Linked DNA regions of Homo sapiens: region 1 is linked to region 2. The links are chromatin loops, found by intact Hi-C in ENCODE. Cell type or tissue: PC-3. All regions are shown on one strand. Each heading gives the region's core, and the rest is flanking DNA. Links, peaks and the distances in the headings are about the cores only.

Region 1 (8,050 bases), core at 2,331-6,330, 85 kb after region 2:
AGCTACTCGGGAGGCTGAGGCAGGAGAATGGCGTGAACCCAGGGGGTGGAGCTTGCAGTGAGCAGAGATCATGCCACTGCACTCCAGCCTGGGTGACAGAGTGAGACTCTGTCTCAAAAAAAAAAAAAAAAAAGACTAAGTCCTGGCCAATAGAACGTGAGCAGCAGTAACATACCAATTCCCGAGCCTACCCCATAAAAGTCTTCCATTTATAAGCTCTGCTCTCTTTCCCCATCCTTAGCTGGAGAGAACTTAGAGGACTTAGAGAAGGATACACCCGCAAGACAGAGATAGCATAAAACAAAATACTTGCCTGCTTGCCTGCATACACACACATTCATCTGACTGTGAAATACAAGAAAACTAAACATTTTATGTGTTAAGCCACTGATATATATATATTTTTTTTTGGAGACGGAGTCTCACTCTGTCACCCAGGCTGGAATGCAGTGGTGTGATCTTGGCTCACTGCAACCTCCGCCTCCCAGGTTCAAGCAATTCTCCTGCCTCAGCCTCTGGAGTAGCTAGGACTACAGCCGCATACTGCCACACCTGGCTAATTTTTTGTATTTTAGTAGAGATGGGGTTTCACCGTGTCGCCCAGGCTGGTCTCAAACTCCTGAGCTCAGGCAATCCGCTGGCCTCACCCTCCCAAAGTGCTAGCATTATAGGCGTGAGCCACCGCGCCTGGCCAAGCCACTGAGATTTTAGGGTTTGTTATAGCACCTACCCTTATTTACTGTAATTAATACAAGGATAAAGAGAAGATTCTAAAAGCTTACAGAGAGGCCGGGAACGGTGGCTCATGCTTGTAATCGCAGCACTTTGGGAGGCTGAGGTGGGTGGATCGCTTGAGGTCAGGAGTTCGAGACCAGCCGAGCCAACATGATGAAACCCTATCTCTATGAAAAATACAAAAATTAGCCAGGCATGGTGGTGTAACGCCTGTAATCCCAGCTACTCAGGAGGCTGAGGCAGGAGAATCACTTGAACCCGGGAGGCGGAGGTTGCAGTAAGTCGAGATCATGCCACTACACTCCACCCTGGGTGACAGAGTGAAACTCCATCTCAAAAAAATAAAAATGAAAGCTTACACAGAGGGGAAGAAAAAAGAAAAAACAGGTCACATACAGAGTAATCAGAAAGATTTTTAGATTTTTCAATAGCAACACCTTAAGTTAGAAAATAATGCTGCAATGTCATCAAAATTCTGAAGGAAAAATGAATTCTGGCTTAGAATCCTATATGGCCAAACTATCAATTAGGTATACGTGGAGATGTTTTCAGAGATGTAAGGTCTCAAGAAATTTACCTTCCAAACACTCTTTCCAAGGAAGCTACTGGAGCCTGAGATCCATCAAAGCAAGGAGTAAGCCAAGTAAAAAAAAAAAAAAAAAGAGAGAGAGGGATTCAGGAAGCACAAAATCCAATGCAAGAGAAAAACTACAGAAACACTCTGAATAATGATGAAGGGAAGATTCCAAGGTAACAGCTGTGCACCAGATACAGAAAGCATCAAGTCAAAATTAGAGCAGGTCAGGATACACTGGAAAAGAGTTTTTCAGGAGGATGAAACTGATATATTATCTGATGTACTGGAATATATTGAGTAGATTTAGACAAATGCTGGAAGTTTGCGAGTTGACTAGATGATAAAAACAGAAAATAAAATAAGTATTAACTGAAGGGAAATTATAAAGAAAAGTAATCATAGTTTTCTATATGGCTAAACTGCATTTTATGGTCATGATGAGTAAATATTGATCTACGTGGTTGGAAAATTATAACTATATTAAAAGAAAGACACATGGTAGAGGTGAAGATATTAAAGAGAGCCATCATCCTCTATGGTGGAAAATCAATAAATGCCTATAAAAAGGAAAATTAAGATATAACAATTTAGGGCTGAGCACAATGGCTCATGCTTATAATTCGAGCAGTTTGGGAGGCTGAGGCAGGTGGATCGCTTGAGTCCAGGACTTCAAGACCAGCCTGGGCAACATAGGGAGACCTCATCTCTATAAAAAAAAAAAAAAAAAAATTAGTCAGCCAGGCACGGTGGCTCACGCCTATAATCCCAACACTTTGGGAGGCTGAGGTGGGTGGATCACGAGGTCAAGAGATCGAGACCATCCTGGCCAACGTAGTGAAACCTGGTCTCTACTAAAAATACAAAAATTAGCTGGGCGTGGTGGTGCACACCTGTGGTCCTAGCTACTTGGGAGGCTGAGAAAGGAGAATCGCTTGAATCTGGGAGGCAGAGGTTGCAGCCAGCCGAGATCCTGGCGCCACTGCACTCCAACCTGGTGACAGAGTGAGACTCTGCCTCAAAAAACAAAAACAAAACAAAACAAAAATTAGTCAGGCATGGTAGCACATGCCTGTAGTCCCAGCTACTCAGGAGGCTGAGGTGGGAGGATCACCTGAGCTCAGGGGGTCAAGGCTGCAGTGAGCAGTGATTGCACCACTGCAGTCCAGCCTGGGTGACAGAGTAAGACCCTGTCTCTAAATTAATAAATAAATAAATAACATCTTGGCCAGGCGTGGTGGCTAACACCTGCAATCCCAGCACTTTGGGAGGCCAAAGTGAGAGGACTGCTTGAGCCCAGGGGTTTCAGACCAGCCTGGGCAACATAGCAAGAGACCCTGTCTCTAGAAAAATACAAAAATAAAACAACCAGGCATGGTAGCACATGCCTGTAGTCCTAGCTACTCAGGAGGCTGAGTTAGGAGGATCATTTGAGCCCAGGCATTTAAGGTTACAGTGAGCTATGATTGTGCCACTGCACTCCAGCCTGGGTGACAGAGTGAGACCATATTTGGGGGAAAAAAAAAAGATACAACAACACAAACATGTTACTTAGATCAAAGATAAATATTAAATAATCAATTAACAGAGTTAAAAGTATTAGCCTCTAGGAGGGAGAAAGATGGGAAGGGAGAGATGGGGGAAGCACGCAGGGTACTGTCGGGTTTTTTGTTTGTTTGTTTTGAGATGGAGTCTCACTCTGTCACCCAGGCTGGAGTGCAGTGGTGCGATCTTGGCTCACTGCAACCTCTGTCCTCCCAGGTTCAAGTGATTCTCATGCCTCAGCCTCCCGAGTAGCTGGGATTACAGGTGTGTGCCACCACAACCCGCTAATTTTTATATTTTTAGTAGAGACAGGGTTTCTCCATTTTGGACAGCTGATCTCGAACCCCTGACCTCATGTGATCTGCCCACCTCAGACTCCCAAAGTGCTGGTGTTACAGGCATGAGCCACTACACCCAGCCAAAACCATATGTGTGTGTAACTGACAAAAACTAAAACTAAATAAGTGTACATTTTTTTACAAAAAAAATGAAATAGATCCCTTATGCTAACATGAAATGCTGCCCACAAAGTACTGGTACATAGCACAGTCATATGTATAGTATAGTTCTAGTTCTAAAAAATGGATATTGATAACTAAGAACGTAGGCATAGAAAAATCTAGAAGACAGATTATCCTTGGCAAGTAGGGGGAAAAAGGAAAATCTAGAATATATACTCAATGTTAATAATCATCTCAAAGGCGTGAGATGTGTAGAAAGTCTCACTCTCCACAATATATGTTTCTGTAATGTTTTTTATCAAGCATGTATCACCACGTTTCCTACCCAAAAAAAATATATAAACATAGGCTGGGTGCGGTAGCTCACGTTTGTAATCCCAGCCCTTTGGGAGGCAGAGGCAGGTGGATCACTATCACTTGAGGTCAGGAGTTTGAGACCAGCCTGGCCAATATGGTGAAACCTCCATCTCTATTAAAAATACACACACACACAAAATTAGCCAGGCATGGTGGCAGCTGCCTGTAATCTCAGCTACTCAGGAGGCTGAGGCAGAATTGCTTGAACCCAGGAGGCAGAGGTTGCAGTGAGCCCAGATTGCGCCACTCCAGCCTGGGCGACAGAGTGAGACTCCATCTCTAAATAAATAAATAAATAATTATAACCATAATTACTTAAAGCTCAGAGACAATAAAGAGAAGAGAAATGCCCCCTATTCTAGGTGGGCTAAAGAAGTTCATCAGGCTCAAAATGCAGAATCGAGTTTCTTGCCAAAAACTACTGTGGCTAAAGTCCTTTGCTTTGAATTAAATCAACCTTGCTACCCTGGCCAGAGTTTATTGGATTAGACTATTACAACCACACACAGACCAACCATCACCCTAGACACGTAGCCAAGCATTTCTCTCAAGAGTGGTGGGAACCCTGCCAGTCAGAGTGCAGTTCATGCAGAGTAAGAGCAAACCAACCTGTCATACTGCTCTTGAAGATGTTTAATATTAATACACAAAGACAAGACAGGTCATTCCTGTTCAGGTAAGCAAATGTCTTGTAAAGCCTAGTTCACTATCCAATCTCAACTTGGTGCCCAAGTGACTTCTCTAAGCCTGAAGGGGCAACTTCAATCCAAAGTACCCTTCAATAAACCTACACACACACACACCACACACACACACACAAAAAGCTAACACTTCAAGTTTAAGAAAATTCATGCTTCAGAGCCACTCACTGCATCAGGTTTCCCTCAAAGACAACAGGCAAAAATGATAAAAGCATGAAAGCCAAATGGAAGAGATATTTTCAAACTAATCACAGTATGCACCATTCATCATTTTTCCTTTTTTTTTTTTTTTTTTGCTACTGCCAAAATTTAGACTTGGGAAAAAAAAAGTAGGTAAAGCTCAATGTAATATAATTTAGCTGTGACAAAGTAGATTAAAATCAAGAGAAAAATAAGATTGTTTCTGAGCAATTTTAACTTAAACCAGTAAAATAAATAATCTATGGTAAGAGTCATTCAACTACTCACCTTTCCTGTATGATACATTTGTAAATCTACCACCAGACACTTATTACATAATCATTTCATTTTATAATTATGGAACAATCCTGGAATAACATGATAAAAGATTCTAATTGAAATTTTTAAATAAGCTACGACATAAACCATGACAAAAGAGATAGAAAATATTTTTTCTTTCTCTACTTACTAGTTGTTACACAATGAAGAGCATTTGCCTGGTGCTTAGAATTTAATCCTTCTATGGAAATCACTAGCTGCCCTTCTAGCAATGCTCCCTTTGATACATCTATGTCACACTTCCAGTGAATTATTAAAAATCTCAAAATCTGAAAAGAGCACAATTCAAAGAAAACATAATCTTCTTTAGAAATCACAGTAATAATACATCTCTATGACCCAGTTAAATTAGTAACTCTAATTTCCCCCCAAAAATTGTATTCTTGCTTCTAAAATGTCAGATTTAGGTTTGTTCAGAGTATTGTGTCTAAACAAAATAAATAGCTAGGAGAGTGACATAAGAAAAGAGTCAGTGAAATTCAACATAATGCCCAGTAAGACAGGAAATTGAGACAATAAATTCCTTTATTCAGAAGATAAATTCATCTGGAAATAATAATTAGGGAAAAATTAAGTGGGAGTTTGTTTTTCTTGTTTCTTTTTTCCTGCCCCAAATAAAAGCCAACATGAAGACTATGAATAAGAGTGGCATCTGGTTATGAATCATCTTGATCTTTCATTAAATCAACACTTTTGAGGGTCAGAATACTATTTAAGAGTGCTAATGCTGCCCTGCGCGGTAGCTTATGCCTGCAATCCCAGCACTTTGGGAGGCCGAGGTGAGAGGATCACTTGAGCTCAACAGTTTGAGATCAGCCTGGACAACATACGCAGACCTTATCTCTACTAACAACAACAAAAATTAGCCCAGCGTGGTGGCGTGTGCCTGTAGTCTCAGCCACTGGGGAGGCTGAGGCAGGATGATCTCTTGAGCCCATAAGATTGAGGCTGAAGTGAGCCCTGATCAGGCCACTGCACTCCACACCTGGATTTGAATCCCTGATGTGCCAAATTCTAGCATGTGACCTTGGGCAAATTACTTAATCTCTCCAAACCACAGACTCCTCATCTATTAAAATGGGGATAAAACTACCACATAGGGCTGCTGCTGAAAGTAAACAAATAAGGTACGTGCAACGCTGAGCGCAGTGGCTCATGCCTGTAATCCCAGCACTTTGGGAGGCCAAGGTGGGAGAATCGCTTGAGCCCTGGAAACATAGTGAGGCCCCATCTCTACTAAAAAAAAAAAAAAATTAAATAAAAATATGTGCAAAATGCTTAACACAGTACTTGGCAAATAGCAAATGCTTAACAGATATTAGCTATTATTTCTAAGTTCTAATGCAGTAAAGACTACACACAATATTTTAAGTTGAACAGGACTCCAAGATGTCTGGGTAAAACATTTAATCGACCGGGTGTGGTAGCTCACACCTGTAATCCCAGCACTTCGGGAGGTTGAGGCGGTGGATCACCTGAGGTCAGGAGTTCAAGATCAGCCTGGCCAATATGGTGAAACCCCATCTCTACTAAAAATACAAAAATTAGCCGGGTGTGGTGGTGTGTGCCTGTAGCCCCAGCTACTTAGGAGGCTGAGGCAGGAGAATTGCTTGAACTCGGGAGGTGGAGGCCACAGTGAGCCAAGATTGGGTCACTGCGCTCCAGCCTGGGCAACAGCAACACTCCGTTTCAAAAAGAAAAAAAAAAACACATTTATTCGAGACAAATTGAAAATAAAATATATTTCATTTATTTTTGGGGGGAGAGAGGGGACAGAGTCTCACTCTGACTCCCAGGCTGGAGTGCAGTGATGGCATCATCATGGTTCACTGCAGCCTCAACCTCCCGGGCTCAGGTGATCCTCCCACCTCAGCCTCCCAGGTAGCTGGAAGTGCAGCCGCCTGCCACCACACCCTGCTAATTTTTTTTTTTTGAGATGGAGTTTTGCTCTTGTAGCCCAGGCTGGAGTGCAATGGTGCGACCTCAGCTCACTGCAACCTCCGCCCCCTGGGTTCAAGCGATTCTCCTGCCTCAGCCCCACAAGTAGCTAGGATTACAGGCATGTGCCACCACACCTGGCTAATTTTGTATTTTTAGTAGTGACGGAGTTTCTCCATTTTGATCAGGCTGGTCTTGAACTCCCGACCTCAGGTGATCCGCCTGCCTCGGCCTCCCAAAGTGCTGGGATTACAGGCGTGAGCCACCGCTAATTTTTGTATTTTTTTCAGAGACGGAGTTTCCTCATGTTAGCCAGGCTGGTCTTGAACTCCTGATCTCAAGTGATCTGCCCGCCTCGGTCTCCCAAAGTGCTGAGAATACAGGCTACCCACCGCGCCCGGCCAACTCCCATTATTATTCATGCAAACAGATTCTCACTTTTACAGGGAGGCAACACAAGGAAAATTATTACCCCCTTTTTAAAGGCAGGGAGATCTGGGAACTAAGATCCTCATTTGTACCAGTTAACAAGAATGGTTTCCAGGTACGTGTAGAGTCTAACTATTCCTTCACACGTCCTCTGTTACGATATTCCCATATCGGGCCGGGCACGGTGGCTCACGCCGGTCCCAGCACTTTGGGAGGCGGAGGCGGGCAGATCACTTGAGGTCAGAAGTTCAAGACCAGCCTGGCCAACATGGTGAAAACCTGTCTCTACTACAAATACAAAAATGAGCCAGGTGTAGCGGCGTGCGCCTGTAATCCCAGCTACTCGGGAGGCTGAGACAGGAGAATCCCTTGAACCCGAGAGGCGGAGACTGCGGTGAGCCGGGATCACGCCACTGCACTCCAGCCTGGGCGAAAGAGCGAGACTCCGTCTCAAAAAACAAACAAACAAACAAACAAACAAACAAACCCTAAAGATATTCTCATGTCGGTATGACAGCGCAGTTGGGAAAAGAACACTGGCCTATGAGTCAGCGCCCTGGGTTCTAGCCTAGGTTCGGTTATTTGTAAAATGGAATCCCGCCGCCTTCTTTGATGACAACAAACAGGCAGGACGCCCGGGGGTACTCTCTCAGGTGCCCTCAGAGCCTGTGCTTCTGTCACCTGCCCAGTACCCCTCACAAACAGCAGCTCAACGTCCCATTGGGCACCGGCCGTGAAAGTGGGTAATGAAATGAGCACACGGGGCGTGGCCGGCGCCAGGCGCTCAGTGC
Region 2 (8,050 bases), core at 1,935-5,934:
TTTTTTCTAGGGTTAGCTGCTTAAAAAAATTAGAAGTCCTAAGTGAGTTTTGTAGAAACATGAACGAGCCCTAGTGAAACAGGAGTGTGCCTGGTGGCTTCACTGACCTCACAAGGTTATCTGCCCTCACCTGGAACTCCCTCTTCCTCCTGGCTCATGAATCCCCCTACCCACCCTCCAGTCTTCAAGGTTTCCCTCTGTGGATCCTTCTCCACTCTGGCCATTCACGGCACATCCTTTCTTCTCTGAGCTCCAGTCTCTTGGCTACTGCCTGCCCATTCCTCGGGCTCTGCATACTCTGCAAGTATCCTGTGTGCCCATTCATCAAGTAATGTGCAAATGTCCATTTTCTACACCCTAAATCCCTTCAAAGGCAAGGGCCATCATGCCTTTATCACTTTACAGCTAGCAGAGTGCCTTACACCAGGTAAGTTTGACTGAGAAAGTCAAACCTGGGAAGCCACAGGGTATATTCTGTAGTCATCGGTAGCCTCCTAGAGCCCTGCCACACTGGTTAGTTCAATAATTTGGACAGAGAAAAAGAGGTTCTTACTGAGACCAGAACCCAATCCTCCCAGCTCCTTTTCAAGAATACAGATGTATAAAAATAGGTATCTTCTTCCTCAAAATTAAAAATTCATAGCCAGGCGCGGTGGCTCATGCCTGTAATCCCAGCACTTTGGGAGGCCGAGGCAGGCAGATCACCTGAGGTAAGGAGTTCGAGACTAGCCTGGCCAACATGGTGAAACTCCGCCTGTACTAAAAATACAAAAATTAGCTGGCTGTGGTGGTGGGCTCCTGTAATCCCAGCTACTCAGGAGGCTGAGGCAGGAAAATTGCTTGAACCTGGGAGGTGGATGTTGCAGTGAGCTGAGATCACGCCATTGCACTCCAGTCTGGGTGATGAGTGAGACTCCATCTCAAAAAAAAAAAAAAAAAATTAAAAATTTGTGCTTCTCGGCCAGGTGCAGTGGCTCAAGCCTGTAATCCCAGCACTTTGGGAGGCCGAGGCAGGCGGATCATGACGTCAGGAGATTGAAACCATCCTGGCTAACACAGTGAAACCCCGTCTCTATTACAAATACAAAAAAATTAGCCAGGCGTGGTGGCAGGCGCCTGTAGTCCCAGCTATGCGGTAGGCTGAGGCAGAAGAATGGCGTGAACCCAGAAGGCAGAGCTTGCAGTGAGCCAAGATCACACCACTGCACTCCAGCCTGGGCGACAGAGTGAGACTCTGTCTCAAGAAAATAAAAATAAAATAAAATTTGTGCTTCCTATGAACAAAAGTGAAAAGTCAATCCACAAGAATGGGAGAAGACATTTACAAATCATACCTGCTAAGGTACTGTTACCCAAATTAAAGAACTCTTTTTAAAATTTATTTATAGGCCACGCACGGTAGCTCACGCCTATAATCCCAGCACTTTGGGAGACTGAGCCAGGCAGATAATGAGGTCAGGAGTTTGAGACCAGCCTGACCGACATGGTGAAACCCCGTCTCTACTGAAAATACAAAAATTAGCCAGGCGTGGTGGCGCACACCTGTAATCCCAGCTACTCAGGAGGCTGAGGCAGGAGAATCACTTGAACCCGGGAGGTAGAGGTTGCAGTGAGCTGAGAATGCTCCACTTCACTCCAGCCTGGGTGGCAGGGCAAGACTCCATCTCAAAAAAAAAAAAAAAAAATCATATTTTCTGTAGTGACGAGGTCTCACTATGTTGCCCAGGCTGGTCTCAAACTCCTGGGCTCAAGCGATCCTCCCACCTCCGCCTCCCAAAGTGCTGGGATTACAAGTGTGAGCCACCTTGCCTGGCCCAAGGTAAAGAACTCTCATAACTCAATAATTTAACAAACCAATTTAAAAATGGGCAAAAGAGGGCCAGGCACGGTGGCTCACGTCTGTAATCCCTACACTTTGGGAGGCCGAGGTGGGCGGATCACAAAATCAGGAGATTGAGACCATCCTGGCTAACATTGTGAAACCCCGTCTCCACTAAAAATACAAAAAATTAGCCGGGCGTGGTAGTGGGCGCCTGTAAGTCCCAGCTACTTGAGGCAGGAGAATGGTGTGAATCCGGGAGGTGGAGCTTGCAGTGAGCCGAGATAGCGCCACTGCACTCCAGCCTGGGCAACAGAGTGAGACTCCGTCTCAACAACAACAACAACAGCAAATGGGCAAAAGATTTGAATAGACCTTTCTTCAAAGAAGATATACAAATGGCCAATAAGCACATGGAAAAGATACTCAGCATCAGTATTCACTAGAGAAATGCAAATCAAAACCACGAAATTACTTCACATGCACTAGAATGGCAGTAAGAAAAACAATGACAACAGTTAATGAGGGTATAGAGAAATTGGAACCATCACACAGTGCTGGCAGGAATGTAAAATGATGCAGACTGTGGAAATCAGCTCGAAAGTTCTTTAAAAAGTTAGAACATAGTGTTATCATATGACTCAGCAATTCTACTCCTAGATATATACCCAAGACAGTTACAAGCATGTCCACACAAATATGCTGTTCGTAACAGCATATTCATAATAGCCGAAAAGTGGAAAAAACTTGTGTTCATCAACTAATTAATGGATAAAATGTGGTATATCAATACAATGGATTATTATTCAGCCATAAAGAATGGATGAAATTGTTATATGGTACAACATAGATGAGCCTTAGAAACATGCTAAATGAAAGAAGGCACATAAAGGCCCATGTTGTATGGTCCCATCTATATGAAGTGTCCAGAATAGGCAAATCCACAGAGATGGGAAGCATACTAGTGGTTGCCAGGGGTTGAAGGGAGAGGGGAACTGGGACTCACTGCGAATAGGTACTGCTAATGGCATGATGGAGATGTTCTGTAATTTTAGTGGCGATGGCTGCACAGCACAGTGAATATACTTAAAATCAATGAGTTTTATTCTTTAAAGTGGTAAATTTTATGGTATATGAATTATCTCCATGAGAGATCTATCATATATTGTTTACTAAAACAAGTTTTAGTTCCCAAGTAATTATATTCCAAGGAACATAGGAGGGGCAAAAATAATTCTAAAGACATAAAGAAAGAAACAGGATATTTTCTAAATATTTTTATCTTGAGACAGAACTTGGTTTTTTTTTTGGCTTTAGCTTGGAAAATCTCGTGTCATAGATAAATCTTTCTCCTATCTTGAAATTGGTCTTATCAAGGAACTACCCGCATTGAGATATGAAGCTCTGGGCCTCTCTGGTAGCCTTGCACACCCTTCATTCATCACCTGGTCCCCCAGATAAGACAGCCCTGACCTCAGAATACACCTTGGATTTAACATTCTATGGGACATTTATTTCTAGTCTACCCCCTCCCCCGACCCGCCGGAAACAATGCCTTTCCTTAGAAAATTGCCTCCTTGATACTACTCCTGCTCATTCTGGGTTTAAGTTCTCAGTCCCTACATATATCTATGACACTAAACCCTGGAGTACTATCTTGTTCACTCCTTCCTGGCCCACTGTCTCTGTTCAAACATTCAGGCTTAAAATATCCACTCCTCGCCAGGTGCAGTGATGCACGCCTGTAGTTCCAGTTACTCAGGAGGCTGACACAGGAGGATCACTTAAGCCCAGGAGTTCGAGGCTGTAGTGCACCATGATCACACCTATGAATAGTCACTGCACTCCAGCCCGGGCAACATAGCGGGAACCTGTTTCTAAAAAAATAAAAACAAAAATAATACCTTCTCCATTCCTGCATGACCTTTCCCTGAATATGTTCACTCTGAATACACACTCCCTCATTTTTTCAGTTTCTCAATAAAGCATATAATAGATGGTTTTCTTCCCTGTTACTCAAGAGGTCAGCTATTCTACCTTTCCTGTTTAGAAATGGAAACAGAATGGCCCAGAGGTCAAAGAATTTGACCTATCATCCTTAGTCTTGTAGTTCTAGCTGAAGCCACTGGGTGCCACTCTTGTACCACTAACAAGTTATTTATCACTAAATGGCCATTACCAGAGGATGTTGAGTGGAGAATCATGGGTTCTACTCAATGACCTGGATCACTCATCTGCCCTGGGCTTGCAACCTAGTCCTCTGTGTTAACAATATTACCAGGTTTCAGAGCCGGGAGCTCTCGGTACAAATTCTAGCCTTGCTATTTACTGACTGTGATTCTGGGCAAATTATGAAAGTTCTGTAATCAGTTTCCTCATCTGTAAAATGGGAAAACTATGACCTAATTTATAACATCTTTGCAGAGATTAAAGTGAAAATCTCGGCACAGATTAGGGATTCAGTAAGTGTTCCTTCTTTCCAAGACCTATGACTACTGGTAAGACCTTGAGTTCACTAGCCATATGCCAAATTAATTGGGCTATGAATGGCCCTGAGGCTATGAGCCATGACTATAGCAAAAGAACAGGGTAAAAGAGGTCAGATCTTTTTTTTTTTTTGAGACAGAGTCTTGCTGTGTCACCCAGGCTGGAGTGCAGTGGCATGATCTTGGCTCACTGCAACCTCCGCCCCCTAGATTCAAGCGATTCTCATGTCTCACCCTCCTGAGTAGCTGGGACTACAAGGGTGTGCCAACAGGCCTGGCTAATTTTTTTATTTTTAGTAGAGACGGAATTTTGCCATGTTTGCCAGGCAGGTTTCAAACTCCTGACCTCAAGTGATCCACCTGCCTTGCCCTCCCAAAGTGCTGAGATTACAGGAGTGAGCCACCGCACCTGGCCCAGATTATCTTTTTTAGGTCTTACTGGGATACCACAGAGGCCCAAGTAAAAGTACTTCAGAGGCTGAAGCACTCCTAGATCCTGAGGAGTCCCTCTGCGCTTATATCCTGGGTCCTATGATAACAGCACATGCCTTACCCTGAACCTGTCCCTAGAAAGCTGAAGATGTGGATGGCTGTAGTGAACTGCATTCTCCCCCACCCCAAATATGTCCAAATCCTAACCCCCAGAATTTGTGAATGTGAGCTTATTTGAGAAAAGTCTTTGCACATGTAATTCCAGATCGCAAGACAGGATTAGCCTGGATTTAGGGTGGGCCCTAAATCCCTAATTACCTGCCTGTAATCCCAGCACTTTGGGAGGCCAAAGCAGCCAGATCACCTAAGGCTAGGAGTTCGAGACCAGCCTGGCCAACATGGCAAAACCCCGTCTCTACTAAAAATACAAAAATTAGTTGGGCATGGTGGTAGGCGCCTGTAATCCCAGCTACTCGGGAGGCTGAGGCAGGAGAATCACTTGAACCCAGGAGGCGGAGGTTGCAGTGAGCCAAGATCGTTGCCACTGCACTCCAGTCTGGGCGACAGAGCAAGACTCGGTGTCAAAAAAAAAAAAAAAAAAAAAAAAAGGCAGAAAGATTTGAGAGACAGGGAGAAAGCAATGTGAAGATGGAGTTACAGTTTGGAGTTATGCAAACTACAAGAAACCAAGGTACAGTTTTTATCAGAAGCTAGAAGAGGCAAGACAAGGAAGCACTCTCCTCTAGAAACTTTGGAAGGAGTGTGGCCCTGCCAACACCTTGATTTTGGACTTCTGGCCTCCAGAACTGTGACACAATAAATTTGGATTGTTCTTAAACCTTCAAGTTGATGTTAATTTCTGACAGCATCCCAGGAAACTGATACAATGGATTTTAGCTTTATTTGCGCAAGGCGTGGACAGCGGCTTTCCAAGTCCGAGGGAAACTGGCAAGAGTATTTGCGGTGAAGCAGCTGAAAGGAACAGTGGACACGTTCCTGGGAAGTGCATCGTAGAAGGCACAGCCAGCCATGGAAGGGGTGGTGAAGGGAGCACTAACGGCTTTACTGCTGCTCTGTGCCTCTCTAATCACACTGAAGAGGAGGATGGTAAAGTCCATAAGATGCTTTGATCCTTGGGTGCCTGGGCACCTAAACTTCCCCACCCAATCAGGAAAGCAGAAGTACAAGGGGCAGAGCAGATGCAGAGGAGGTACCAAAGGCCCTGTTACTCATTTTCTCAGAAACAGTGTCCATAGCGCGGTGGCTCATGCCTGTAATCCCAGCACTTTGGGAGGCCGAGGCCGGAGGATCACGAGGTCAGGAGATCAAGACCATCCTGGCCAACACAGTGAAACTCCGTCTTTACTAAAAATAGAAAAAACAATTAGTCGGGCATGGTGGCAGGTGCCTGTAGTCCCAGCTACTCAGGAGGCTGAGGCAGGAGAATGGTGTGAACCCGGGGGGTGGAGCTTGCAGTGAGCCGAGATCACGCCACTGCACTCCAGCCTGGGCGACAGAGTGAGACTCCGTCTCAAAAAAAGAAAAAAAAAAGAAAGTGTCCATACTTGTTATAACTGTTGAGATATAAACTGACAGAGTAAACTGCATACATAGAAAATGTACAATTTTTTGTTTTTTTTTTTTTTTTTTTTGAGACAGAGTCTCACTCTGTTGCCCAGGCTGGAGTACAGTGGCATGATCTCAGCTCGCTGCAACTTCTGCCGCCCGGGTTCAAGCAATTCTCCTGCCTCAGCCACCCAAGTAGTTGGGATTATAGTTGCCTGCCACCATGCCCAGCTAATTTTTTTTATATTTTTAGTAGAGATGGGGTTTCACCATCTTAGCCAGGCTGGCCTTGAACTCTTGACCTCGTGATCCACTCGCCTCAGCCTCCCAAAGTGCTGGGATTACAGGCGTGAGCCACCGCACCCGGCCGAAAATGTACAATTTTTAAGTACACATGTGCATACCTGTGAAACCATCACACAATCAACATAATGAACATATTCATCTCCCTGCAAGCATCCTGCTGCCCTTTATAATCATTCCAACTCTCCCACCTCCCATCCTCTAGTAACCACTGACCTGTGTAGATTAGTTGGCATTTTATAGAATTATATGTAAGTGCAATCAAACAGTATGTACTCCTTTAGTTTTTGATTTTTTCACTTGCCATGCTATTCAGAGATTCATCCATGTCACTGTGTGTATCAATAGTTCTTTCCTTTTATTGCCACATAGTGTTCCTTTATATGAATCTACTACAATTTTTTTATCCATTTACCTGTTGATACTGGGTTGTTTCTCATTTTTGGGGCTATAACAAAAGTGCCATGAAGATTTGTGTATGATTCTTTGTGTGGAGATATGTTCTCATTTCTCTTGGGTAAATACCTAGGAGTGAAAGAGCTAGGTCATATGATAGGTATATATTTAACTTTTTAAGAAACTGCTAACTGTTCTCCGAAGTGCTTGTACCATTTTCCATTTCCACAAACAGTGTATGTGAGTTCTTTCTTCCACATGCTTGTTAACATGTGGTATAGTCAGTCCTTTTATTCCAGTGGTATGAAATGATTATCTCATTGTGGTTCTTTTTTGAACCTTTGTTGTGACTGATGATGTTGGGCATCTTATGTCTTTATCTGCCATTTGTGTATCTGTAGCTTCTTTCGTGAAGTGTGTTCAAATATTTTGTCCATTTAAAAAAACCGAGTTGTGTTCTTATTAATGAGTTTTAAGAGTTCTTTATATATTGAGGATATTATGGTAAGGTTTTTAAACATTCAATTTTAAAAACAGATACAGTGCTATCAGGTATATAGGGGTACTTCTTCTTGAGTGGGCTTCGTATCTTTCAAGGAATTTGTCCATTTCATCTAAGTTGTAAAATATACTGTAAACTTGTTCAAAATATTCTGATAATCCTTTTAATATCTGATGCTACCTTTCTGATTTCTGATAGTGATAATTTGTGTTCATTCTTTTTATTCTGATTAGTCTGGCTAAATGTTTATCAATTTTATTAATCTTCTAAATGAGCCACCTTTTAGTTTCATTGATTTTTCTCCATTGTTTTTCTGGTTTCTATGTTACTGATTTCCATTCTGATCTTTATTATTTCATTTCTTCTGTTTAATTTGTGTTTAATTTGCTCTTCTTATTCTAGTTTCAGTTGGAAAGTGATCTCATGGATTTGAGCCTTTTTTCTTTTCTAACACAGGCATTTTCCCCTCTAAATACTACATCAGCTACATCTCACAAATTTTGATAATTTGCTTTTCCATTTAATTAAATTAAAATATTTCTAATA

The links. Peaks named below come from ENCODE experiments on the same cell type or tissue, not always from the same donor. Only the 100,000 strongest peaks of a DNase experiment are listed, where the experiment ranks them.
Region 1: a loop joins it to region 2, with 3 times the contacts of the local background. A loop is called at or near these places in 11 of 110 quality-filtered maps.

The regions. Positions count from the first base shown.
Region 1 is chr11:66,745,490-66,753,539 of GRCh38, reverse strand. All of the region lies in intron 1 of TOP6BL (TOP6B like initiator of meiotic double strand breaks), which reads right to left. Among named protein-coding and RNA genes, the nearest start is that of TOP6BL, 4.7 kb to the right of the region's middle. RefSeq lists an enhancer at 7,913-8,002. In PC-3, for the core only: no CTCF peak of the experiment used is centred there; a DNase peak (open chromatin) is centred at 4,239; H3K4me3 peaks cover 853 bases; H3K27ac peaks cover 1,350 bases.
Region 2 is chr11:66,830,336-66,838,385 of GRCh38, reverse strand. It overlaps TOP6BL (TOP6B like initiator of meiotic double strand breaks), which reads right to left. Exons shown (of 15, transcript NM_001302084.2): 13 at 1-16. Among named protein-coding and RNA genes, the nearest start is that of RCE1, 9.1 kb to the left of the region's middle. In PC-3, for the core only: CTCF peaks have their summits at 3,750 and 3,951; a DNase peak (open chromatin) is centred at 3,955; H3K27ac peaks cover 912 bases.